Linked DNA regions of Homo sapiens: region 1 is linked to region 2. A link is a loop called in an ENCODE intact Hi-C map of the cell type or tissue named here. Cell type or tissue: natural killer cell. All regions are shown on one strand. Each heading gives the region's core, and the rest is flanking DNA. Links, peaks and the distances in the headings are about the cores only. Region 1 overlaps LNPEP (leucyl and cystinyl aminopeptidase). Region 2 overlaps LOC101929710 (a long non-coding RNA gene).

What was found. Hi-C counts contacts between places; a loop is a spot of excess contacts. Peaks named below come from ENCODE experiments on the same cell type or tissue, not always from the same donor. Only the 100,000 strongest peaks of a DNase experiment are listed, where the experiment ranks them.
Region 1: a loop joins it to region 2, with 9 times the contacts of the local background. A loop is called at or near these places in 4 of 110 quality-filtered maps.

Annotation. Positions count from the first base shown.
Region 1 is chr5:96,938,229-96,948,178 of GRCh38, reverse strand. The region is part of intron 1 of LNPEP (leucyl and cystinyl aminopeptidase); the gene reads right to left. It also overlaps the pseudogene RPS20P16. Among named protein-coding and RNA genes, the nearest start is that of LNPEP, 7.1 kb to the right of the region's middle. In natural killer cell, for the core only: no CTCF peak of the experiment used is centred there; no DNase peak of the experiment used is centred there; H3K27ac peaks cover 940 bases.
Region 2 is chr5:95,969,259-95,979,208 of GRCh38, reverse strand. All of the region lies in intron 1 of LOC101929710 (a long non-coding RNA gene), which reads right to left. It also overlaps a transcript of CAST not described here and the pseudogene FABP5P5. Among named protein-coding and RNA genes, the nearest start is that of ELL2, 12 kb to the right of the region's middle. In natural killer cell, for the core only: no CTCF peak of the experiment used is centred there; a DNase peak (open chromatin) is centred at 5,048.

The DNA of each region.
Region 1 (9,950 bases), core at 968-8,967, 970 kb before region 2:
GCCACTGCACTCCAGCCTGGGAGACAGAGCAAGACTCCATCTCAAAAAAAAAAAAAAAGAGAAATTTGTATTAAAATGTTTACACTATGCTTCTTCCCGGATCACCACTGCCCCTTCCCCAATAAAAGAAGAATGAAGCATGGTGACCTGAAAAATGATTTATGCTTTGCTATATTTTCTGTCTAGGTGATAAAAATAAGAGATGAAGAACAAATTACTAAAGTAATGTGAAAAGGAAAAAATTCAAAAAGAGAAAAATGGAAAATCAGAAAAATAGAAAAATTAGGTAGATTTGAATCCTATTATTCTCTGGTTTCAGTAAAATAGAATTAAACCCAAAGCACTCATCTCCCAAGATTTTTTTTGTACATTATATTCTCTCTATATGTAATATTTCTGTATTTAGTTTTCTGGTTGCTATCTGCAGTGGAATATACAACTAATATAAAATATTTATAATAATGTACAAAGTTGTAATAATAACCACGGAGTTCTACTGAACAATTAGGCATTCAAAAACATTGTCAATGCCACAGAGAGTGAAACACATTGTCGATTCTACAGAGGAAGTCCTGTAGTTAAAAATCTGTCTAAAGGACATCTCAAAAGCATCAAATTACCAAGTACAATACAATACTCCATGAACTAAAAAACAGACAAATAGCACGGGAATAAATACTGAGAGCATTTGGTTGCTTTATCCTTGTATTAATCATATGACCATGCCTAAAATTCACATAAAGATACGCTCTTTTAGTCACTTAAAAGACAGCCAATAACCCTGTTGAGGGAAAAATCAAATTATTTTAGCTCCAATTTTCAATTTTCTTTTTCTTTTCCTAGGTTAAATTATTTACATTTATATTTATACAAACTTGTCCCCCCAATCAAATTAACAAAAAATCTTTATATTCCATAGTATTTCTTAAATCTTTCCTCACAATATAGGGTGCCAGTCTTTAACAATGCTTAGGGCCCCTGTTAGATTTAGCAATATAAAGTAATTTACATTGTCAATGATGCCTAAATATTTATGCTTATTAATCTCTCAAGCAAATCTGCATAGCTGCAAATACTTTCACAAGATCTAAAGATAAAAAGTTTACTTTTAAATTCCATCAATTCGCTATACTATAGTCTTAAAAGAACATCTTAACCTATAATTCCTTATTTAAAATGAAAAATTACATTAGACATAATGAGTATCTGTGAGTTATTTAACAAAGAATGCATATCACTGAATGGGATCTGCAAAGGAAATTTATAAGAACTCTTCAATGTATACAGAAAACTTGTGAGTTAAACAAGAAATCTCAGTTGGTGAATACATTTATTTGCCAGATCTCAGAAGGATCTGAACAAAAAATTACCTTGCAGATAATTTTTTGTAATACTTTTCCATGTGACTCATTGGATTGATAAAACACCAGGTATACGACAGTCTTCAGTCTTTATAGTAACAACTTTGTCATCAATTTACAACTGACTGAGGGCCAGTTTGCTTATCATTAACCAACTTAAAAAATTAGTTATGGATTAGTCAAAAGGCTGGGATAGTAACTACATTTTTTCTACTAATAGTCATTGTCATTCGATGATGTGCCAAGACAAGATTCTATGCATAAATTCTTCAAGTCTTTATCGCAATAATATTTCCTGAATTGGTAATTAATTAAAACAGAATTATGCCCAACTGCAGTGAACAACTGGACTGGAACAAAGCTAGCCACACTTTAGTGAACATGTGCTTATTTCCATCTAATTCAACATGCTCTATTATCTAATCCCCAAGTCACACTAGACCCTCTTTTCTATATTCAATTATTTTTCTGTGTGCTTCCTACAAGTGGAATGCTACCAAGCCTCTCAGTATCCTGTACTGATGCAGATGGAAGTGAGGCTGCTGCTTTAAAGAGCAATGCATTTCTTATTCCCACTAATACCCAATACTCTATTGTTCAGTTTGAGTTATCTTCATAATGTAGCTACCCAATCTAGATACTAAGGCGCTGAGCCTCCAGTTTAAAAAACAGAGAAACTACTAATAAGAGGGGGCCAGCCCAAACTCCTGCAGGTGATCTTGATAAATGTGGACACACTAGCTCCTCTCACCAAGACTCAAGTGTCATGGCAGCCTCCCTTATTTCATCATTGAGGCCCTTCCGACAATTATAGGACAAGCAGACACCAGACATGTATTACATTCTTTCTGTCTTCAAAGCACTTTACCAATACCAACTTAAAAAGATATTTAAACATCTCCTTTTGATTGAGCTCTCAAGATTGAGTTCTCCTCATCATTCCCACTAATCTCTATAAATTTTTCCTCTAAAGAGGATCTTGGAATGATTTTGTAAACCAAAAATAAAATTCTAGGCCCCTCAACTGACCGAATGGACCCCTCTGACTGAACGGCCAAGGGCATTCCAAAGTAAACATGAAAAACTAGCTCAGGCTATGATGGGAAGCGGGGGTCAGACGCACCTCATTATACTCTCCTCCCTTTGGAATTCTGGCACAACTGACCAGCATTAATATTAAAACAGAGATCTTAAGACTGACGAAACACTCTTTGTAGCAATAAAATACCAAATTCTAAACTGACTCTAGTATAACATCACACAACAGATAGCAGGCTGTGAAAGAAATAAAGGTATTTTACCCCAAAATATATTTCTTAGACCTATTTTGAAATGGCCCTGCAAAGCTGTCTCTTGTGTGGAACATTCTATAGAAAAAGACCTTTCTGATCTCTTTTTTTTTTTTTTTTTTTGAGATAGGGTCTCACTCTCTTGCCCAGGCTGCAGTGCAGTGGCATGACCACAGCTCACTTCCACTTTGCCCAGGCTCAAGTGATCCTTTCACCTCAGCCTCTCAAGCAGCTGGGACCACAGGTGCATACCATCACACCTGACTAATTTTTTTTTTTAATTTTTAATTTTTTTGTAGAGACAGGCTCTCACTATGTTGCCCAGGCTGGTCTTGAACTGCTGGCCTCAAGCAATCTTCCTGCCTTGGCCTCCCAAAGTGCTAGGATTACAGGTGTGAGCCACTGCACCACCCCAGGTCTTTTTTTGATCCAGGAGAGATTTAACTAAGAGTCTGGCACATTTTACGTTCTGATAAGAGATAATAACCATCTATTCTCTGAAAGCCTGCTACCTGGAGGCTTCGTCTACATATTAAGAACCCTGGTCTCCATGACCCCTTACCTTATCTTAACCCAGACACTCCTTTCTATGGATTCCAGGTCTTTAGATAATAACTTAATTATTTCGACCAACTGCCAATCAGAAAATCTTTGAATGTGGCCACATGTGTGGCTCATGCCTGTAATCCCAGCACTTTGGGAGGCTGAGGTGGGTGATGACTTGAGGCCAGGAGTTCAAGACCACCCTGGGCAATATGGCGAAATCTCATCTCTACTGAAAAAACACAAAAATTAGCTGGGTGTGGTGGCAACATGCCTATAATCCCAGCTACTCAGGAGGCTGAGGCACAAGAATTGCTTGAACCTGGGCGGCGGAGTTTGCAGTGAGCTGAGATTGCACCACTGCACTCCAGTCTGGGTGACAGAATGAGACTCTGTCTCAAAAAAAAAAAAAAAAAAAAAAAAAAGCAAAAATAAGAAAAACAAAAAAGAAAATCTTTGAATCCACCTATGAACTGGAATAGAAGTCCCCGCTTTGAGTTATCCCCTTTCCAGACTGAGCCAATGTACACTTTACATGTATTGATTGTTGTCTGCCTATAACTTCTGTCTCCCTAAAATGTATAACATCAAGCTGTAACCCAACCATGTTGGGCACATGTTCTCAGGACTTCTTGAGACTGTGCTTTGGGCCTTGGTCACACATTATTTATCTCAGAATAAGCCTCTTTAAAGATTTTACAGTTTGACTCTTTTCATTGACAATGAAATGTTTCATTGACAATGTAATGATGTTTCATTGATGAATATACTAACAACTGTTTTAAATTTGACAAAATAACAGTTTCAGCTGTGAGAAATACTATGGCTTAAGCCTCCTTCCTTACCAGAAATTTTCTCTATGGCACTGAATGACACCTGAGTCAGTTGTCCGGGAAATGCTCCCACATAGCACTGTTCATCACTTGCTGCAAGAGGAAGGGAGCACACCCAACCCATAGAGGCATCCTTTTCTCACTGCACTCCTCATTCTTCTGTTCCCTCAGTTGAAGAAGCCTTCTTTAACTTCCTTCACCCCAGATCATTGGCTGGAGAAGACTCTGAGCCCCACAATCCAGAGAAATTCAGACAACTGATTCAAGTTCTGGTTCAGTGACTACATTTTTGAAATATGTGGAATGCCCAGGAGTACCTTCATTAAGCAATATGTATTAGAAGAAAAAGAATTTCAAAAAGTCTCCTACAATTGAACTTGATCCTCCATTGTTTTTTGAAACTCCCTTGGAAGCTTGAATTTTCCTTATTTGGCAAATGACCTGGTTTCCTCCTCATTTACATGTTAAGGATGGAATTTTAAAAAAATTAATTGGTTCATTGTTCTATCACAAGCACCAGTAGAAAAGTGAAGCAAAGCCAGGCTATAAAGAATAGTAGGCTGGCCACAGGGCCGCACTGGCTCACACCTATAGTACCAGCACTTGGGGAGGTCAAGACAGGCAGAACATTGGAGCCCAGGAGTTCGAGACCAGCCTGGCCAACATGGCAAAACTCCATCTCTACAAAAAATACAAAAATTAGCCAGGCATGGTGGTGTGCACCTGTGGTCCCAGTTACTCGGGAGGCTGAGGCAGGAGAATCGCTTGAGCCTGAGAAGTCAAGGCTGCAGTGCTGTGGCCGTGCCACTGCACTCCAGCCAAGCAAGACCCTGTTCCCGTCCCTCCCAAAAAAAGGAACAGCAAATGACTGCTACCATGGTAGTCCCAAAAGGTAGATAGCTCTCTATAGTTTTCTTTTTTTTTTTTTTAAACAACTGGTAATCATTTATTAAAATAGTTGACTTAAGCATCTGCAATGGTGACTTCAACCTCAACTCCTGGCTCAATAATGATGGAAGTAATCTGCTTAACAATCTCAGAAAGACTGTGGAAGTCAATGAGTCACTTATGGATTCTCATCTGGAAACAATACCATGTCTCAGAACCTTCATAAGAAGTTTTTCTTGTAATGTTTCTCAAAGTCTTGGTAGGCATTCAAACTGGTCCTATCACTTTAGATTCTTTTCCTTTGATCCATTGATCAAGTCGGCACACACCTTCTCCAAGGATTTTACCTTGCAGCTCGTTAGAGTGATTCTTTTTATTTATTTATTTTTTTATTATACTTTAAGTTCTAGGGTACATGTGCACAACGTGCAGGTTTGTTACATATGTATACATGTGCTATGTTGGTGTGCTGCACCAATTAAGTCGTCATTTACACTAGGTATATCTCCTAATGCTATCCCTCCCCCCTCCCCCGACTCCATGACAGGCCCCAGTGTGTGGTGTTCCCCACCCTGTGTCCAAGTGTTCTCGTATTTTTTTTTTTTTTTTTTTGAGATGGAGTCTCGCTCTGTCACCAGGCTGGAATGCAGTGGCACGATCTCGGCTCACTGCAACCTCCGCCTCCTGGGTCCAAGTGATTCTTGTGCCTCAGCCTCCCGAGTAGCTGGGATTTCAGGCACGTGCCAACATACTCAGCTAATTTTTGTATTTTTAGTAGAGACAGGGTTTCACCATGTTGGCCAGGCTGGCCTCAAACTCCTGACCTCAGGTGATCCGCCTGCCTCAGCCTCCCAAAGTGCTGGGAGTATAGGTGTGAGCCACCGCGCTGGGCCTAGAGTGATTCTAATTCAGTGAATTGCCACCTCTGGCTTCATGGGCGTTTTTCTGTATCTCCTGACCAACCTGTTTTTTGGTGAGAGCGAGCGGCGGTGAGTCAGGAGCAAGAGCAGGCTTACCACAGCTCCACACCACGTTGTTTATCAAAGAGCTATATTTTTTCTTTAAATCTAAAACATTCAGACAAGTGAACAGTCCCAACTTACGAGTGACTGAATTTTCTGACTATAAAAAAGACAGTATGCTTAAATTTCTGGCAAATGTTTTCTATCTCTTGGCAAGGCTCCCAAATGCCAATCTTAACTCATTTGTCCCCTGAGCCCCCAATTCCATTAATCCAACCAGACCTACCTACCTGTCCCCTTCCAACCTAGACTCTGTCTTCAACCTCATACAACAGTGTCCTGCTCTCCAACTGAAGCTCATTTCTGAACCAAAGACTTGCAAGGATCAAGGCATGACCATTTTTAAAATCTCTGCCTATCAGCTTCTTCCTTTACCCCCAATCTCCACATTTCTTTCATCTTCATCATTGATTCTCCTCTTCCAATTTTCTCTAAACATCTTTGTAAAATGCAAAGTCCTTCAGGTGCTGCTAGGACAATCACAAATGAATTACAACAATGGATAAGGTTACAAGGGAATCCTGTCCACCCTTCCATGGACACAGAGAACTCTTGATGTTCCATTTACTGTCCAGAAACACCAAGGCAATAAGCAACACTCTCTATAACGGCCATATGTAGATCTAGGTCAAGATCTAGATATAAAAAGAACTGTACCACCACAAGGGCTCCAAAATGTCCCTTCATTCTCAATCCTGGCTTCTTGCAAACTTTCAGAAAAGTTGCTGAAATTTATCTACGGATTCAAATTAAAAAAATAATAATAAATAAATAAATAAAAGACTGTGTCTTTCTGGTTGCTCCAATTATACTATGGAAAGGCCTAGTAGTATCAGCTCAACTCCAGCCCCCTACAGTAGGTTTGCCCAACCCCAAGGCCACAGACCAGTACCAGTCTCTGGCCTGTTAGGAATCAGGCCACACAGCAGGAGTGAGCAGCAGGCAAACAAGTGAAGCTTCATCTCTACAGTCAGTCCCCATCGTTAGCATTACCACCTGAGCTCCACCTCCTGTCAGATCAGTGGTGGCATTAGATTCTCATAGGAGCACGAACCCTATTGTGAACTGCGCATGTGAGGGATCTAGGTTGTGTGCTCCTTTTGAGAATTTAATGCCTGATCTGTCACTGTCTCCCACCACTCCTAGATGGGACTGTCTACTTGCAGGAAAACAAGCTCAGGGCTCCCACTGATTCTACATTATGGTGAGTTGTATAATTATTTCATTGTATATTACAATGCAATAATAATAGAAATAAAGTGCACAATAAATATAATGCACTTGAGTCATCCCCAAACCTTCTCCCCTTTAGAATATATCACAAACTAGAAAGTATACATACATCCCCCCGACTGTGGTCCCTGGTCCCGAAAAGTTTGGGGACTGCTGCCCTACAGTTTTCAAGTCATGAGGTGACTAATTGACAAAACATAGCTGCACTGACCTCACCTCGACTGCCAAGAACCACAGGCCTCATCTAGGTCCATCCCAACATCTGGGGTAATCTTGGCTAAACTCTTTCAAATCTCAATTTCCTAATGTTTTCATAGACAGGGTTAATACTGCTGTTTCCTAATAGGAGTATTACACTAAATTAGTAGACATGCAAACAGTTATGAACAGTTTCTGTACATTTATTTCATAATTAGAATACTGTCTTAGACAAAACTTTATTGCTTTTTTATTTCTTCTGTGTTTCCATATTTCATATTAGCATGACAACAAAACTAGGTTCTTCTATTCATTTCTCTTATTTAGGTAAGCATTATCTGATGACGAGGTTGTGGGTTTTTTTTTTTTAATGTAACTGTGTCTAGCAGAAAATCTACTTGTAAATGGGCATTCAAAAGATAGCTGTATGATTGAATTACTGAGCAGAAAATTACCACTTATTTTCTATATAATTTCCTTATAACCAATCTCTCTGGTTATCTATCTTTCAGGCTGAGTTCTCAAGGATAACCTACAGATAAATGATAATCACCGGTTATAAGAGTTTCTAAAATATGCTGTTTTTATGCATGTATCAAGACAGTTTTTGGAAACTGGCAAGTAATAGCAAAGAACTTTTCTACCACTAGTTTCCAGTTAAAAACTGGGCTGTTTCTAGCTATAGCTTTAACCCTAGATTGTTAGTGATGCTAACACTTAATTCCTAACAGTCTTATTTCCCCCAAATAAAATTAAAAACTTAAGACAGAAAGATAAAAACAGGATTTAACTTATATTCCATCACACAGAGAAACTATGAGCTCCTATTTCTTAAGAGTTGTCTTTCAATGTGGAAATTTATCATAGAGCAAAAGAAAAATAAAAACAAAATGTGGTATGCTCACATTTTTGAGAAGTGATGCTAAAAATTTTTTTTTAAAAAGACTCACATATCTATAGAACAATTGTTATTTGTAAGATTAAAAGATGGAATCACAATTTTATACTGTATTACAACCCACAAATATCTCATTTGTTGCCCAGACTTCCCATTTTTGAAGTTGAAAAATACTTTCAACTGGATACCAATCTGAACATGAAAGCAAAAATAATTTTTTAAGACAACTAAGTCCTCCTTGTTTGATTATGCACCACACTGCGGTAATAAAAGTGATTCATAGGACCTACATTCATATGAAAAAAAAAACTATTTATGTTTTCAGTTCTGGGACCTCAAAATGCCAAAATACCAACCTTTAGATATACTTTAGAATATATCACAAACTAGAAAGTATATATACTTTCAGCTGGGCGCGGTGGCTCATGCCTGTAATCCCAGTACTTTGGGAGGCTAAGGTGAGCGGATCACTTGAGGTCAGGAGTTCACCTGGCCAACATGGTGAAACCTCATTTCTACTAGAAATACAAAAATTATTTGGGCATGGTGGCGGGCGCCTGTAATCCCAGCTACTCGGGAGGCTGAGGCAGGAGGATCACTTGAACCCGGGAGGCAGAGGTTGCAGTGAGCTGAGATTGTGCCACTGCACTCCAGCCTGGGCAACAGAGTGAGACTGTGTCTCAAAAAAAAAAAAAAAGAAAGTATACATACTTTCTAGTATGTATTTCATATATAATCAGACCTCCTTAATCAGATTCTGAGGGTGAACCTTAGCATTTGCATTTCTTAAGATGAATTTAAGTTTTTACAAAATATACCAACCCTGCATGCAAATGAAGACAAAAATCTGGATAAACATCAAAGAATTATTTAATCTAATATCTCTAACCAAAAAAGCAGATAGTTGCCTTCAATTTTTTTTTTTTTTTGTAATATACAAATCACTATTACTTAACAGTTTTACCTCTACCTGCCTAATAAGACATAATCATTATTGCCAAAACAATCTTAAGTACTGGTCCAGCACATCTCTCTTCATAAAAAAAGCCACCAAAGATCCAAACCCAGACCAGATGTCCAGACTTCAACATAATAGCAATCCCTCCCAAGGACAAAGCCAAAAATAGATCCTGAGCTAAATGGGAATTCCTAGCACTAAGATCCATCCTTATAAGCCCTTTCCAGGGATATGCATTTTAAATGGGTTGCAGAAGTATGTTACCTGAACAGGTTAACATAGGATATTCATCAAATGAACCAATTATCAACAGGTAGAGAGCAGGGCCCAACAAAAATAGGTCATACCAGTGGCAACTTTGGACAGAAAACAGGGAAACTACAAAAAAAACGTACTGGAATAGATGAGTATTGAAGGCTAGAGTGACAAGATATAAGCTAAATTCACTTCCTTTACAAATGCATAGGTCAGTAGATGGAACCACTGACAAGATTTTAACTAAAAGATATGTGGTCCTAAATTACTGAAACTGTTTTTTGTTAAGCTCATACACCTCTCTACATATATAGGGATACATGAAAAAGTGTAAGTGGGAAAGATTCCATTAAAAGAGGATGAACGTGTAACAAAATCCAATACCAGGCTTGATAAATCTTGCAATCATAAATTCTATGGATAATGAAATACTCTGCATCATCACACCCAGACCAATGGGAGCATTATACAT
Region 2 (9,950 bases), core at 980-8,979:
GTTTTAGGGTGTGGAATTGTAGGTGATTTTAGTTTTCTTTTTTCTATTTCTCTGTATTTTCCCAGTTTGTCTTCAGTGAATATTATAGGGGACGTTAGCAACATTACATGATAGAGCCCTAATGCATCTGATACTCATTATTCTTTAATATGAACCACTTGGATTTTTTTCAGAAATGTACTTTGCTCTTTTGGATACTGCCACCAGTTCACTGACAGGAGTGATGAAGCTGAGTGTGAATTTCCCACATTTAAGGAGTGTTAATTCATTTAGTAGCATAATTAAGTCGCCACCTGATAACCCAAGAGTCAGTGCAACTCATCAGACTTTAAATGCCCAATTAATTTACTCTTCTGTGCTACATCAGCATATGTATCCTGATTTTGTTAAGTGTACCATGAAGGTTTTTTTTAAAAAATATTATGTTGTAGGACAATGATTTCCATATAATACTGTAGAACAGTGGGTCCAGGAAGCCTAAAAACTCCTTCTTATAGTTTCAGTTGAAAAATTGCTTATCCAATTGCAACAAAAGCAAAAATTGACAAATAGGATCTAATTAAATTAAAGAGCTTCTGCACAGGAAAAGACACTATCAATAGAGTAAACAGACAATCAACAGAATGGGAGAAAATGTTTGCAAACTATGCATCTGACAAAGGTCTAATATCCAGCATCTAAAAGAAACAAACAAATTTACAAGAAAAAAAAACAACCACATAAAAAAGTGAGCAAAGGAAATGAACAGATACTTTTCAAAACAAGACATACATGTCGGCAACAAGCATATGAAAAAAGGTTCAACTTCACTGATCATTAGAGAGATGCAAATCAAAACCATAATGAGATATCATCTCACACCAGTCAGAATGGCTATAATTAAAAAGTCAAAACATAACAGATGCTGGGGAGGTTGCAGAGAAAGAAGAACACATATACACTGTTGGTAAAAGTGTAAATTAGTTCAATCATTGTGGAAAGCAGTGTGGAGATTCCTCAAAGAGCTAGAAACAGAACTACCGGTCAACCCAGCAATCCCATTACTGAACATATACCCAAAAAAATATAAATCATTCTATCATAGAGACACATGCACACGTGTGTTCATCCAGCACTATTCACAATAGTAAAGACATGGAATCACCCTAAATGTCCATCAGTGGTAGACTGGATAAAGAAAATGTGGTACATACACACCGTGGAATACCATGCAGCCATAAAAAAAAAAACCAAGATCCTGTCCTTTGCAGGAACATGGATGGAGCTGGCGGACTCCAGCAAACTAATGCAGGAACAGAAAACCAAATACCACCTGTTTTCACTTAGAAGTGGGAGCTAAATGATGAGAACACATGGACACATAGAGGGGAACGACAGATACTGGGTTCTTCCTGAGAGTGTAGGGTGCGAGGTTGGAGAGGATCAGGAAAAACAGATAATGAGAACTAGGCTTAATACCTGGGTGATGAAATAACCTGTACAACAAACCCCCATGACATGAGTTTACCTATTTAACAAACCTGCACATGTACCCCTGAACTTAAAAAAAAGTGAAAAAAAAGAAAAATCACTTATCTTATAATCATGGAAGAATCTATCATAATAAAATGTGTACAGTATATACTTACTAATTGTAACTGTTAACATGTCCTACTTTCAAGAGCTTTCAAATAACTTCTGTTTTCCCATAGTATTTTCCAGATAGAACTTAGGCTATTAAATGAAAGGACAGGAAGCATAAGCACAGTGTGAATTTCCCCAAAAATACATGCGGCACAACTTAATTGACAATGTGAAGGTATTAAAAGGTAGAGCCTTTAGAAGGTGATTAAGTTAGGAGGGCAGAGCCCTCATGGATGGGATTAGAGACCTTACAAAATGGCTTGAGGTAGTGGGTTTGTTTTCTTCTGCCCTTTTGCACAGACACTGCAAGAAAATGTCATCTGTAGGACAAGCCCTCACCAAACACTGAATCTGCCAGTGCTTCCTAGCCTCCACAACTGTCAGAAATACATTCCTATTGTTTATAAGTTGCCCAGTTTGTGGCATTAATATTTTGTTATAGCAGCAGAAATGTACTAAGAAAGTCCTCAAAATACGGCAGCTATTATTAGTGTTATCTACTTAATCTAGACACATAAATATTAATCATGTTAAAAAATACCCACAAAGACAACAGCTAACATCATCATCATGCTACTGAGTGTCATTTTACAGAAAAGAAAACTAAGGCACAGAGAGGTTAAATAACTTGCCCAAAGTCATACATTAATAAATGATAGGGCAGGGGTCAGAATTGAGGAAATATGGCAGCCAAATACACCAACTGGAAAACAGAGAACGAGAAAAAACATCTGCCAACTGAATGATCAAGTTAAAAAATATTTATTCAGGGCAGCTGTGCAAAATGAAGCCTTCTTCCTCAAGAAGCTGAACTATAATCTCACTGTAATATAATCTCACAGTGATTAAAAACACACTTGAGTAAGAAAGAATCTTCTCCCTTAAAAAGCTGACAATTTAGTGACAGTTAAGGTAGAAGATGAGTTTTAAAAATTAGGTAATCTAGTGTGTATCCTGGATGTCAAAACCAATAAATAAATAATAAACAAGAGATAGGAGTGTATGCTCTTTAAAGTACTTTCCATATCTGGAAGATTCTATAACTCTCTTTGCTTTAAGTTTTGCCATGAAAAGTTAGAAAAATTTCAAAAGCCAGCTATATACATGAACCACAAGCACAGGGATTCATTCAAATGAATCAGGAATAACCTCTGGTTTGGTATTATAATTCCGCAAACTGCAGAACTTTGTCTGAATATGAACACCAAATCAGCAAAATCTGACTCCCCGTTGCTAACACAGAACTAGTTTATATCATATTCATGTGTGTAGTTGCTTTGGGTCCAGTCTCTAGAAATGCTCCATCTTACCTAAGTATCAACAAAGGCAGGAAAAACCTTGTCCAAAAATATTTTTAAGTGGTTGATGTGGGCAGATGGAAACAACGGAATACTAGATCTACAGAATATCTGGTGGAGAATCTAGATTTTGATTGTTTGTATTTGATGGGATTTTCAAATTACTTTTAAAAGTAAGTCATAAGTGCCAGCCTGAATTAGAGGGGGAGGACTCTCTAGGGACTCAGGCTGTGTTTTGAGAAATGTGCTTGGGAGCACAGTGCACCTTATCCCCAGAAAGGAAAAGTGCCCTTGAAGATTACAAGCAACAATTTCTATCTTGCCTCCAACATGACCAGAATAGGGTGGAGCCACAAGATTTGACTCCCCCTGGCTATCGTCAGGGGACCAATTACTATATTCATGGCTAACTTAATGGGATCCTGAGTAACATCATTAAGGGCCCAGTAGGCAATAAATGATTATAAAAGAACCTTGTGAAATTCCCTAGGTAGACCATGCCTGGTCTAGCTCCCTTATCTAATACCATCTGTGGATGCATAGATGACCTGGAAATGGAAATTGTGTAACTAATAACTTCTAATTGAAAGAAATTTAACTTAAGTCTATTTATACTGCTCACTGCATGTTATATCTTAGTTCACACCTAGGGAATCTAAACTAGTTATTGCCAACCTCTCTGGAACCCCGAAGCTCAACCATCATTGAATTTCACAACACTTACTTGTACTATGTGAAAGAGTATTTTAAAAATTCAGTTGAACGGTAATTTAAAAATTCAGTTGAAGTGTAATAGTTTTTGTTAGGAGAATTTTGCAACCTTTTGAGAAACGAGTCAGGGTGCCAAACAGAGTGGGTTTGTTTTTAAAATGCAGATTCTTGTCCACTCCCCAGACCTAATAAATCAAAACCTCTGAGGGCTGGGGCCCAGGGACCTAAAGTTTAACAAGCTCCTCAGGTAATTCTTATGTACACTAAAGCTTGAGAATGTCTGCCCTAGGGTATCGCCAACCCAAAGATAAAATCACTTGTTACTACCAAATGTTATAAAATGTTGCACTGCTAGCACTACCTAATTGGCTATAGGAAACCAGCACTTCTTAGCATTAGAAAAATTTCCATCACAATTTGACTTTCTCATACTTAGGGGTGTGACTTTATATGCAGTGATGCTGAAGAAATCTGGCCCATCCTGTGAAGGCTGCTGGTAATAGGCTCCCCTTCTGCCCATGCATGCCACTGGTACCATGATTGGTAGGTCCCTAATGTAATCACAGTCCTCCTCCTTCATGGCATGCTCTGCTCTCTCCTCATCTCTAAAGTAAGGACAATTGTTATTCCATGTGCAACTGCTGAAAATTGTTTTTAAAAAAGTAAGGACAATGTTAATTTTGCATAACTCATAAAAACCAGTACAACTTTCCCTTATCAATATTTTAAAATGTATATTTCTTATATTGTTCTTTCATTATATTTACAACAGCTTGTCCTTATGGTTGTAAACCATAAGGGATTGACCCTTAACAAACTTTTTAAAATAATATTCATAAGCTTATCAGAGTAAGGAAATGACAAAAACAAAGCAAAGGATGAAACTGGCTTCAGTAGCACAAGAGAAAGGCCATCCCCTCAAGATATGTGAAGCTATCCCCTCAAGCACTTAATAATTCTTTCACCAAATCCAAATGTAACAAGTCATATCTTAGGCTGGAAATGTTTTGCCTTTTGCAGAATATCAGAAGCCAGAAAGCTTCGAAAACTATTAAAGAATTCATAACACAAGTATCTTTTTTAAGAGAAGTTACCTTGCTTGTTTGTTTTTCAGGAAGAAATAATAGCTGGTACAAACACTTGATGAAAACAACATTTATCTCTCTATTGAATTTCCACAGAAACTGGAAATTGGAGCGTACCTGTTAAAGTAAAAAGTTCAGTTGCTGAGGCACTAGAAATCAAACTGCTTTCAAAAAGAAAATTCTCCCAATCAGACACCATTCAGCCTAGGTCTATTAGCGTCACTTGTCAAAAGGCAGAAATCTTAAGTGGGATGAATCATAACAGCTGGTTCCCACCAACTGACACTCCACCAGACAGGAAGCTGGTTATCAATGGGTGGTAAGGTGTCACCACTGTCCAGGCAGCTTGGTCAGAGTGATGGGGCCTGTAAGAGTTGGTAGCTCCCTGGAAAGCCCCTTGAGGGAATGTCTGCAGATGATAGGGTCAGTAGATGGTTTTTGGTTTGTGTGGGTGAGTGGGGGTGTGTGTGTGTGTGTGTGTGTGTGTGCGTGCAAATTTTTGCATTTTGACTTTGATGCAGAGAAACTCAACTTAAATGCTGTAGTGTACACGGGTCTTTTTTCTACACAGGGAAAGGCTACAAGAAGTATAGCTACAACCCTTCTGAGTCACTATATAAACTGAATGAACATTGAAGATAAAATTGTTGAGAAATAATCCATTTGCTTGGATAAGAAGACTGAAAAGGAAACTGATTAGGATGCTTGAGAGAATTTGTTTCTTTCTTGCAGAGATGTTCTAAAGTTAATTATACTATAAAGCTACAATAATCATGACAGTGGGTACTGATGAAAGCAGAGACACGTAGATCAATGTAGCATAGAGTGCAGAAATACATCCATACAAATACTGTAGTCAACTGATTTTTTTACTTAGGTGCAAATACAGTTCAATGGAAAAAAACGATTGTCTTTTTAACAAATAGTACTAACCCAAATGCCAAAAAATCACCCCAGACACGTATCTCACACCTTATACAAAAAACCTGGCTCAATATCCTACCCCCACCCCTGAGCCAGACCCTACTCTGCTCATACACCCATGCTGGCCACCATTCAGCAGCTGGAAGGACAATAGCATCGAGTGGACAGCAAATGCTTTGATGAATACACGATGGAACTAGGAGTGGGAATAGTTCTGTGAAAAATGCATGCAATGGCCCAACCAGATTGTAACATCTCTTGTAACAGCAAAAACCATCATAAACACTGAGAGCACTCTGAAACCAACACAGTTCTCTTGTACCCTGGTGGAGAAGTTTGAAGAAACTACAGCTAATAGCAGAAAAACACAGACTGTCCACAACTTCATACATGGCACATTGGTTCAACATCAGGAATGGAAAGGAAAGGAAAGCACAATAACAAGAAAGTTAAAAAATGGAAAATTAATGGTGGACCGCATCCTGAACAATGTCACCTGTACTCAGGTCTACAAAAAAGTAGAATAAAAATTCTTTCATCACTTTGGAAAGTAATTAGCTGAGAGAATGAACAAGCTCAGTTCAACAAGCAAACCTCCATAAGTATCTTATGTGCAATTAATTTAAAGTGCTGGTTTAATTAGGATCATCCCTTCGGTTCGTAAAGAAATGTACTTGTGCTAATAAAAAATCAACTTGAAATGGGCCATAAACTTAAATGTAAATGTAAAACTGTAAAACACTTAGAAGAAAATGTATAGGAAAATATTTGTGACCTTGAGCTAGGCAAAGAGTTCTTAGATATAACACCAAAAGCACTATCAGAACAAGGAAAAAAAATTGATAAACTGGACTTCATCAAAATCAAAAACTTTTTTTGCTCTGCAAAAGATACTTTAAGAGAAAGAAAAAACAAGGCAGGGACTGGGGGAAAATGTTTTTGAATCATGTATCTAGATTATATAAAAATCATCAAACCTTAATATGAAAGCAACTCTTTTTTTTAAAAGGACAAAAGATCTGAAAAGACACTTCAACAAAAAATATATACTAATGGCAAACAAACACATGGATATATGGTCTATATTACTAGTCATTAGGGAAATGGAAACCAAAACCACAATGAGATACTACTATGTATGCTCTAGAATGACTTAAAAAAAAAACCTGACAATGCCAAGTGCTGACAAGTACACAGAAAAACTTGAATTCTCAAATGCAAAATGGTACAGTCACTATGAGCAATAGTTGGGCAGCTTATTATAATGTTAAATATACACTTACTATACATAATAATCCCACTCTTAAGTATTCACCCAAGGGAAATAAGACTTGGCTGAACATAGTGGCTCACACCTGTAAACCCAACACTTTGGGAGGCTGTTTGAGACCAGCCTGGGCAACACAGTGAGACCTTATATCTACAAAATAAAAAGAAAATAATTAGCTGTGTTTGGTGGCATGCCCTGTAGTCCCAGCCATTAGGGAGGCTGAGATGTGAGAATGGCTTGAAGCCAGGACTTTCAGGCTGCAGTGAGCTATGACTGAGCCACTCCACTCCAGCCTGGGTAACAGCAGGGGGACCCTGTTTCAAAAAAAAAAAAAAAAGAAATAAAAGAAATAAACAAAGAAGACATATTTACATAAAAACCATTTGTGAATGTTTGTAACAGCTTTATTTACAATCACCCAAAATTGGGTATAATGTAAATATCCTTCAGCTGGCAGCTAAACCGTGAAGGACCCATAAATGGAATAGTATTGAGCAATAAAAAGGAACAAACTACGGGTACCTGCAACAACACGGATGAATCTCAAATGCATTATGCTAAGTGAAAGAAGCCAGACTCAAAAGCCTACATAATGTATGATTCCATGTGTATGACATCCTAGAAAAGGCCAAACCATAGTGATGGAAAATAGATCAGTAGTTGTTAGGGGTTAAGGGTGGGTGGCAGGAAGATCTGACTACAAAGGGACAATGTATTTTCAAGGAGTTCCTTCGAGGAGGTAATAGAATTGTTCTGTTTGTCGAATTTTTGATATAAAATATATACCAAAAAGAGTAAATTTTACTGTATGTAAATTAAAAATACATTTTAAAAAGGTTACCTGAGCTAACACTTAAATATTTTATAGTAAATTTTCTGGGATAATTGTCATTGCAAACTCAAAAGTGCCTTCAAATTTTCTATTTTTAAAGTACATTTCCAATGCCATGCTTCTGTTTTGGCAAATATTCAAAAATTACATTTAATTAATCTGTGCAAGCCTATATGCTTACAATGAGTATGTAAAATATAGGGTAATTTTAAAAACACAAGATACAAACTTTAAAAAAGAGATTCAGGAACCTAAAAATGAGGCAAATATACTTAGTCAATATACCAAGTCAGAATCTATTTAGGAAAGACTTCTTCCTCTATGTAAAAACAAAATTTTTCAACACTTGACAAAGCTAAATCATGATGCTTGGCTTTCTATGCTATTGAAGTTTAATACAATCTGTTGACTCCAGTCTCAGTATACTCATCAGGGGTCACAGTCATAATAGATCATCAACATTATGAACTGTTGTTTTTGAGAAATGTGGATAATCCCCATTAGAGGCTAATACTCTTTTTGCAGGTAAATCAAATTATACCTTATACTTCTTATATTTTTTGTGCTGGTTTAGTTGAGAAATATTGGAGAGAAAAGTCACAATTCAAATACTTGATGCTTTTAAATTATCCAGAATCATTTTATACATGAGTGATTTATTCAAGGCAAAGATTAGAGGGACAGAATCAGAAACAGAGAGCAGTTCTCCTTATTCTCAGTTAATAGCCCAGCTTCTAAAATCAGATCACAGGTTATTAAACACATTTCTATTCATTAGTCATCATTAAAGTTCATTTGCTATGACAATTTGAAAGTGGCCTTATCTCTGTTAGTACTATGCAATAATATCGGCTCTCAGAGATAAATGTATTCCTTTCCTTTTCCAGATGCATAACATTCCCTAGGATCAAACTGAAATGTTGAGTCATTTAGGACAGATAATATTCAGTGCACACTCAGCAAACTTTATTCAATATGTGGCTACTACCAAAAGCAATGATCTTTCATTAAATGCTTGTTGCAAATTATCATTTAAGCTTCACATTGTTCATTATTTACACTGGCAGTACCCTATTTCCAATTCCCAAATGACACAGAGCCTCCTCTGATCATTCATCTCTCTGCTTACTTTCTCCCTAGTAATCTCTTTTGTTCTCTTTACTTTCCAGATCAAAGTGCCTTCAGGCTTCCCAATAACTGCCTACAACAGTGAATGGCCTTTTCTGCCATTCCCAATGAGTAAGGTAAGCAAGGTCAACACATCACGATGGGTGTGCACCGAATAAGTGCAACGCCTAAGGAGTGGTTATTAATTCCAAAGCTTTTTCCTTCACTCAAAAAACATGCGTGAAGCAAGTGACTTAGAGTGATGTTATCACTAGGAAAATCTTGGAAATATACACAGGGATACATGCAAACATCCCTCAAGCATAAGATACCTGTGTTAGTAAGAGTGGCCCACCATAGTCATAATTCTAAATAAGAAGGAAGTGTGTTGCCATTAGAGTGGGCATGAAATTTAGGAATATTCCCCAATTCTTTTTCTCATCCTCTTTCTTCATAACCTCCCTCAGAAAACTTGCTCAATTTCACAATCTCTACTATTACTCAATAGGTTGACTCTGAGGCCTAAGACTCACATTTTCAAATGCCTGCCAGACATTTAATCCACTGATACCGCTAACCTAAACAAGGTCTTTCTCCTGATTCCCTTGTTTCTTTTCATATAATATTATCTTCTAGTAAACCAAACTTGAAGCTAGTAGTTACTTTTAATTCCTCATGCTCATTCACCTCTCATACTCAAATAAAGCTGCCAAATCAGCCAACTCTACCTTCACAGAGCCATGATATTCTTCTCCTTTTCTCCATTCCCATCATTAATACCCTAGTACAAGGCCTCATTACTTTTTGCCTCCTAACTCTGCTCTTTTTTGTCATAATCACTCCCCCTCCACTTGTAGTACCTTATTTCAAATTCCCAAATGATACAGAGCCTCCTCTGATCATTGGTCTCCCCGCTTACTTTCCCCATAGTAATCTCTTTTGTTCCCTTTACTTTCCCAAATCAAAGTGCCTTCAGGCTTCCCAATAACTGCCTACAACAGTGAATCCATTCCAATCCATTACTTATACTTTTGTCACCTGAACAGTCCTAACATATAGATTAGATCATGCTACTTCCTGTTCGGAAGCCTCCAACAGTT